3 separate regions of the Mus musculus genome follow, and all the other regions are linked to region 1. The links are chromatin loops, found by intact Hi-C in ENCODE. Cell type or tissue: heart. All regions are shown on one strand.

Region 1 (2,500 bases):
TGGGATATTTTACATACATTATAATGTGCATCTCTTCTGGATAACAGGTCTGTGAGGTAGGGACCCTTCTTTGATTTTTGCAGGTGGGGAAGGTTCTTAGTAAGATTCTGGGCTGTTGCTGAGGTTCACACCTGGTCTATTCTGTCTCAAAGATAATTCTTTGTTCATAGTCCAAGCTGTTTCTCTTTCTGACAACAGAGAATAAAATGCTGGAATGCTGGCATCCCAGGCTTAAGTGCAGAAGTGTGAGGCTCACTATGAGCTCTGAGAGGGAAGAGAATTGGTATGGTTAGAGTATCCATCCAGAGAGAGCAGGGAACTTCACCAGCAGTCTTCTGGGGGCTCTGTTGTTAGTGAATACTTAGAGAAGGGACAGCCATGAGAGCAGCCTTAGAGTGGAAGGGACAGGGATTGGATTTCAGACACTAAAGAAAACTTGGAAAGTCCCTGAGGTACAGCAACAGGGTGAAACTCCTTCATTCTTCCAGTGAATAAGCATTGAGCTTCTATCTTCCAGTGTCTTCTCCTATTGCTTTCTTTGGGCTCCTAAAGTCTTTATTGTAGAGGTAGTTCATCTACTTCATTAAATTTAAAAATAGTGGACATGGTGACACATACCTGTAATCACAGCACTTGGGTGGTAGAGATAGGGGATCAGTTCAAGATCCTCTTTAGTTTACAGGCTGAGAACTAGCCTGGGTTATAGGAGAACCTGGTTCAAAATAAAAGTAGAAAACCAGGGGTTTTCCCTCTGTGTTGTGTGTGATGCAGGTTTCTCTACTTAAGGTATGATTCACAGAGCCTCCCCCCTGGAAGAGCTTTTAGAGGTCAAAGAAATTTGAGTGTCTAAGAGGTAAACAATAGCACTACAATGTAACATTTGACTAAAAGGGGTAATATAAGTATAAACTTTACTATTTATTATGATTTCAGTTGTTTAACAAGGCTGAATAGGAGAAAAAATTAGAAGTGGTCAGGCGTTTTTCTTTTCTTGATGCCAAATGTCATAATCACATGTAAGAGTATCCAATTACAGGTAGGTTGATTGTGCTCCCAAGTCATTTGAACAAATAGCTACTCAGCTTCCATGGATTTAAAAAAAAAAAAATTAAGTAAACAGAGTTAGCCTCTTCACTTACCTAACAAAGATAATCATTTGGTAATCATATAATTTGTGAAATCGGGAAGATACTTTCCCAAACTGCACGGTTTCCTTTTAATGTTTAGAATCACTATATTAAACATTTTTGATTGGTTTAAATTATTTGAAAATCATCATTCAAACGTTTCCTTCGGATCTTAGTCAGTACTTATTTGGTAGATTTATCAAGTGAAAACAAACATATGTTTGTCTGAAATAAATTAATTTTCAGTTTTACACGCATTTTTTTTTACTTTCATTCTCAGACAATAAACATGTTTTACAGTGACATACTTTTTTTTTTTAATTTGCACACGAGCTACACCAGCAGGGGGCGAAATACAAAAGGAATAAATTTGACAAGCCATATAGATTTTTCTCACTTCAGTGACTGGCCAATAACAAAAATATTCAGCATAACCACAAAGCAGCAATGCAGTCTCTGTTATCTTGCAATGACTGAATTGTGAGGAGACAAATGAGGGTCTATTTTAGTTCTTCAAGTTAATTTGTCTAGAACATTGCAGAGGCAGGATAAACCATGATGAATTGCTATTGTCCTTATCTTTTTCAACGTGTGTAATTCCTCCAGTCAAAGGGCTAGACAGTTCTCTGAGATGACGGGTGTTTTCAGTCCTTGTTCCTTTCGGTTACTGCTGAGCTTTGCGGTTTGGGAACTATTTTAAATAATTCAGCGTGGGCAGAAAGAGAACCCGGCAGGGCTCAGGGTTTGTAGGGTAGAGTCCAGGGTTCACCGTCTGAGACAGGAATAAAAATCCTGCAGCTTTGTCTGAGTTTTACAGTGGAATGGTTTCTAACAGAGTCATAATAAAGGACGGGGAGATGTTATTAAAAAAAGACCAATTGCTCAGGAACCGATGGAAACAAAAACCTCTTATGACCTCTATTGTATAGAATCGCTCAAATGCACAAGTTGATTGGAAAGATGTATGAAAATGATCATCTTCTCCAAACACCAACACAATTCTGGACTGATTTTTGTAGAAGACCATTTGTTAGTTTGCCTGCTGACTTCTCGTCTTAAGTAGGACAATCACTTCTCGTTTGTTAAATAACAGCTTCCTCTTTTGTTGGCTTACATAAAAAGGGAAGGGAATGAAAGTCTTTTATTCCGGGCAAAAAGGACAAGCTGCTGAATGTTGTCCAGCCGGTTTTTCAGCAGAGATCTGGTTCCGTATTTCCATACGTCTGCAGTTTTATTCCAAGGCGGAACTTAACCCTCTCCCCGGCTCATCGGGAAAGTACTGGGCGGAGAGAAGCTCAGGTCTGTGGCCCGGAGCGCTGCCTCAGAGGGTCGGGAGGGGAGGGAGGACGTCCCCAGCCCACACTTCAGTGAGT
Region 2 (2,500 bases), 52 kb after region 1:
CCAGAGTTGTATGAGTTAACAACTGCTAAGCTGGAGACCTCCACCTCAAGCCTCAGAGTGACTGATGCATTTGCGAAGCTCATGTCTACAGTGGAAAAGACAAGCACGTCAACCAGGTAAATGAACCTGAACTTAGCCCTAACTTTGTATCCTGGTTTAAATGGCCACAAGCAAAGTATGCAAGAGGCAGCGCTTGTGTGCTACGCTGTATCGTAAAGCCTAGAGAATGTCAAATGGATGTTTAATGATGAGTTTTGTTGGAAATGACTGACAGATGACGTTTTCTTCTCCCCACCCTCATAGAAGATGATTCTGGTGCCACTGGGAACATCCCTATCCTTTCATAATTATGGAGGAAAGCATTTTCCAGAACCAGTTTTATTCTCCTGGGGTTACATTAGCCTCTGTGTTCACTTTGAAGCTAAGACAGAGTAAAGATATTTTAATTTTCAGAACTTTCACTATGTGCACCTAACTTGAGCTATCATCAACTTCTTTACCAAACTTAGGGAGCCTCTCAAGGGACAGTCTTATCTTCTGCTGTCAGAGCCAGAGACAAGGAATGTCCTGTGGACCTTATACTTAGGCTTTAACACAGTTAAGTAACCCGTGCTTTGACAAATTAAACACAGGTAAGCCAGTTCCTAGTAGAAGGTGGTTCAGACAGGAGGACATCACTAGTGCCAGGGCAGGAGCTGATTGGTCAGCTGTCTTCTCTGCTTCCCAAATCATCATCACCCATCTGTATCTTCCAGATGTGTATGTGTCAGTTGCCCACTTTGGGAATTTTAGAATTTCCTATTGAATAACAGACACCATTTAGAGTTAATTCTTTTATTAAAAAAAATCTTATTTTTTTTATTCTTTTTAACTTAAACTTGAATGATTGCAATCTCTTTGGTTTGTTTGTTGGTTTGTTTTTGAGACAAGGACTTGGTGCACAACCCTAGCTGTCATGAAACTTGTTATATAGGCCAAGCTGGCCTTGGACTTAGAACCAACTGCCTGTGTCTCCCAAGTGATGGGATTAAGGGTGTGTGCCACCATGCCACCATGACTTAAAGAATTGTTGTGTCTTTTACTTCATTCCCTACAGGTGTCCATTCTGCAGACACTAATAATTTTTAAAGACTGCTGCCGTTACTCATTTGATGGCTGTAGGTGCCTTTAACCATTCCAGGAAATAGATTTGGAGCATGTAGGTCCTTGTGTCCACAGGTGCACTCCATTGCTGTCACTGACCTGCATTGGGCCCTGACACTGCAGGCCGTCTGCTGGCACCCTGGTTGTGGGAGTTATGCTGTTACTTTCTGAGCCAGTCCCACTGCTGCTTCCCTTTCCCTGCAGTCATGAGAGTTCAACTGTTGTGCCAGTAGGAGGCGCTCTACTCCACGTTGTTAGCCCTGTGCCTTCATTTCTTTAAGGCTCCTAGACAGACTGTACTGCCCAACGTGTTGCTACTGCATCTTCTGAAACAAAAGAATAAAATTGCAGCACACATCTAGGAGGGAAGTTGTAGCTGCCAAAGAGAGTCTCTGTGATAATTATGTGACCTTTCTGCTGTTAGGACACTAGACAACAAACCCAGAGCCTTGCAGACTCTAGACTCTACTACTGGGCTATTTTCTCAGACCCATTTGAACATTTAAAATGAAGTAAGCTGAAAAAAAGCTACAAACTTTGGGGTTCATTTGGAAGAAGGTTTTGTTTGAAAATAGTGAGAAAGATAACCACATGTTACTATTAGAATTTAAAGTTATAAACTATCACCAGAGGAGTGTGAGGTGGTGGTTTTGTTTCTGTTTTGTAAGAGCAGAAGTTGTTATTTTTTTTTATTTCTTCTCTCCCCCCCCCCCAATCAAACCGAAAGCCTCGTGCATGCTGGGCAGATGTTTACAGCAGAGCTCCAGCCCTAGCAGTGTGAGCAATTCTTAGTTGTATGGGGAAGACAGGCGGGCGGCACACAGTATGATTCCAAAAGGCTTTCTCAGTGTGTATTGGTCTGTAGGATTTATTTCTTTTTAAGTAAAAGTTAACAAAATTGTCTTGGCTCTTGACAGTACATCAAAGGTAGAGTGGAATGAAGAGCTAGCGGATAAAAAAGGGTTAAAGCGGTAGTTGCAGTGGATATACTGATGAAGCCTGTAATTTCAGCACTCAAAGCTGAGGCAGGAGGAGCACTTGAGACCAGCCTAGGCCAGAAAGCAAAGCTCTGTCTCTGAGAGCGAAGAAACCATAGTTGGGTTAGGGGAGGAGATTTGACGTGGAATACTTCTCTCTTTTTTCTATTTCTAAAATCGTGTTTATTTTTTGTCAGGGGTGATGGGTTCTGTGCTTGAGCACTGATGCACAGGGGAAAGTCAGAAAACAACCTGTGGGAGTCTGTGCTCTCTTCCACCATGTGGGTCCTAGGGAGCACACTCAAGCTGTCAGGCTTGTTGGAGGCAAGCCTCTGTGCGGCTAAGCCCTCTGAGGGCCCTCCCTCACACTCTTGTCTCAG
Region 3 (2,500 bases), 81 kb after region 1:
AAATCCTTTTCCTGAACAATCAATCTATGCTACTGTTCAGCCATGTGATCATGAATGTGTAGGACACAAATATCACATCCCTTATTCTATGTGAAGTATACCAGGTCCCATTCCTAACCAAAGAGCTGGTCAGAAATACGACATTAGTCAGTATTGGGGTGAGAGTAGGTATTGTTCTCCCCTCGGGTAAGTACAGATACCTGCTCTCTGAGAGGCTTGCTGGCCTGGTTAAGATGTCTCTTGTCAGGGGCACACTCCTATGTGCCAGAGAAGAATAGAAAAGAGAACAGGAAACAAAGTAAGGATGAGAGTACTTCTGATGGCGCTAAATGCGCCAGCAGGGGTGTGGCAAGAATGTCTGCAGGGCAGGGGTGATGTAAGGAAGGGAGTGATATGCTTGTCAGAAACATCCCAGGGTCTGAGGTGGCCACAGGGACCTTGTCCTTGAGGGTGTTGTGCAGACTGTGGGAGAGGGGTTACTTGGCAGTTCCCTGCTTGGAAGAAGGTGAACAGAAAGAAGATAAGGTCTGGGAGACATGCAGAGGACACGAGTTAGACTTAGTTAATACCGCCTCAGGGGCAAGGACCCAGGCTCTCTTTCTTCTACATTCACACAGTACTGCTGATTACTGGAGGTGCAGGGTGGACCCTTGCTTCCAGCCTAGCCAGCACAAGGCTTGTGTAATAATAAGAGATGCTCCCCTCGAGTCCTCCGAGTCCTCTGTCTGCTATTCTGAAATGGTACCCTGAGGCTTTGGAGCCTTGGGTTTAGATAGTGGGGATGAGGTGGTCAGAAGTAGCATTTGAGCTAAAGGTGAGGAGGGGGTGAAACGTTGGGCGGATCCCTATACTCCCCATGGCCTTTTCTGATGTACACAAGCAGTAATTTCTGGGTCTTTGTACTGGGAATCGTCACATCTCTATGGCCAAATGCCCAGAGAAATAACATAAGAAGGAGTCCTCTGTCTCATGGTCGTGGAAGGTTTGGGACCATGACGGTGGGAAAGGCATAGTGGAGTTGTGGCATGTGACAGAGGGTCCTCTAGTAGCTCAGAAAAGTGCTGAGCACAGGAGGGAGGACGTGACACCCAGATACAGCTGTCAGAGGCTGCCCCTAGTGGCCACAATGAGTTCCTGTCTCTCAAGCAAACAAACAAGAGCAACAGAAAAGTTGGTGTTGTTTTCCTGCTTGCTTCAGTCCCTCTCTGTGCAGAAAAGTGATTTCTTCTATTTCCTGGGATGAAGTACTGCCTAATTGAAAGGTTAGATTCAGTTCTTGGGTCTAATTAAGATCTTAAAACTAGATTTTCCAGACTGAGAAGGTGGCTCCGATGGCAAGTGCTCTCCATGCAAGGAGAGTTGTATTCCCAGAACCTACAGAACAAAAATCAGTATTTCAATCCTTTACCTAGCCTGAGCTGATGTCTTTGGGCTCCTTCCTTCTGGGTGGCTGTCCTTACACCATTCCTGCTTTCTCATCGCATTTCCCTCCTCCCCCCCCCCCCCCCCCCCCCCGTCCTCACAGTGTGCCCCCCAACCTAGGCTCCGCCTCCCTCAGGAATGGACTTTTCAGTCTCCCAGAGCTGCCTCTCCTCTATCAAGTACTGATCTCAGCCCAGCTGGAAGCTAGACCACCTATCGTGGGGAAGAAGAAAACCATGGAAAGCAATGTGGCACCAAGCAGGAGGCCCTCAGACAGGCGCTGGCCAGAATCAATGTGCTTATCTAGCTATAGGGATGATTAGATAGGAGTAAACAAAACCCACCACAGCCCAGCACAGAGAGGCGGTTAGGAACCACGTACTCAACTACATGTCTTTCTGCCCTTTCCTGTGGGATGATGGAGGACAGGTCCCAGACCTGCCTAGCCCCTTGCCCGTAGCATACAGTGTCCAGGCCTCTCAGGGTCCTATACTCCTCAAGAGAGATATAAGCACTGGCTAAGCTCCGGGAGCTCCGTTATGAGGAAAAGTGGAGCTACTGAGCTGGCAGCTACCTTAGGCAGGTCCTAGGGAGGTCACTTGGGTGAAGGGAATGAGGCGATTTGCATTTGCGTTCTTGTTGAACAAGAAGAACTGCAGTAGGGCTGGGGCGGGGGCAGGAGGGAAGCGAGTGGAGTAAAGGCCAGGTGAAGGACTGGACAAGGTTGCACAGTCCACAAAGGTCATGAGAGCTCTGGCCTGGACTCCAGGGAAGCCGGGGGTGATGGGGGGAGGGGGGTGGTTCTTAGAGCACAGGAGAAGCAGAATCTAATATTTGGTTTTCAGGCCTGGGGCTGGACCAACATGGCCTAGTAAGTTTCCAGGCTTGAAGAACTCCAGAGTTCTCAAGAGTCCTCAACCACTCAAAGTTCTCTCAAGAGTCCTCAACCACTCAAAGGAGGAGCTGCAGCGACACAAATCCTTCTGGCCAGACCCCCTTCACGGCCCCTCCCTCTTTGCTGCCCCTTCCCCCCTCACTGCCCCTCATTGCCCCTCCCCTTCTCTTCCTTTCTTTGGGG

What was found. A loop is a pair of places that touch in the nucleus more often than their neighbours do. Peaks named below come from ENCODE experiments on the same cell type or tissue, not always from the same donor. Only the 100,000 strongest peaks of a DNase experiment are listed, where the experiment ranks them.
Region 2: a loop joins it to region 1, with 2.6 times the contacts of the local background. A loop is called at or near these places in 2 of 42 quality-filtered maps.
Region 3: it touches region 1 in a loop (3-fold over the local background); 2 of 42 quality-filtered maps call a loop at or near these places.

The regions. Positions count from the first base shown.
Region 1 is chr11:20,741,784-20,744,283 of GRCm38, reverse strand. It overlaps Gm46272 (predicted gene, 46272), which reads right to left. Exons shown (of 1, transcript NR_168691.1): 1 at 895-2,500. Among named protein-coding and RNA genes, the nearest start is that of Aftph, 1.5 kb to the right of the region's middle. In heart, a CTCF peak has its summit at 1,470 (motif pointing right); no DNase peak of the experiment used is centred here; H3K4me3 peaks cover 1,041 bases; H3K27ac peaks cover 1,036 bases.
Region 2 is chr11:20,690,081-20,692,580 of GRCm38, reverse strand. Aftph (aftiphilin) reads left to right here. Exons shown (of 10, transcript NM_001290545.1): 9 at 1-116. Among named protein-coding and RNA genes, the nearest start is that of Gm46272, 49 kb to the left of the region's middle. In heart, a CTCF peak has its summit at 1,360 (motif pointing right); no DNase peak of the experiment used is centred here.
Region 3 is chr11:20,660,446-20,662,945 of GRCm38, reverse strand. No RefSeq gene overlaps it. Among named protein-coding and RNA genes, the nearest start is that of Sertad2, 30 kb to the right of the region's middle. In heart, a CTCF peak has its summit at 1,119; a DNase peak (open chromatin) is centred at 1,054; H3K27ac peaks cover 1,090 bases.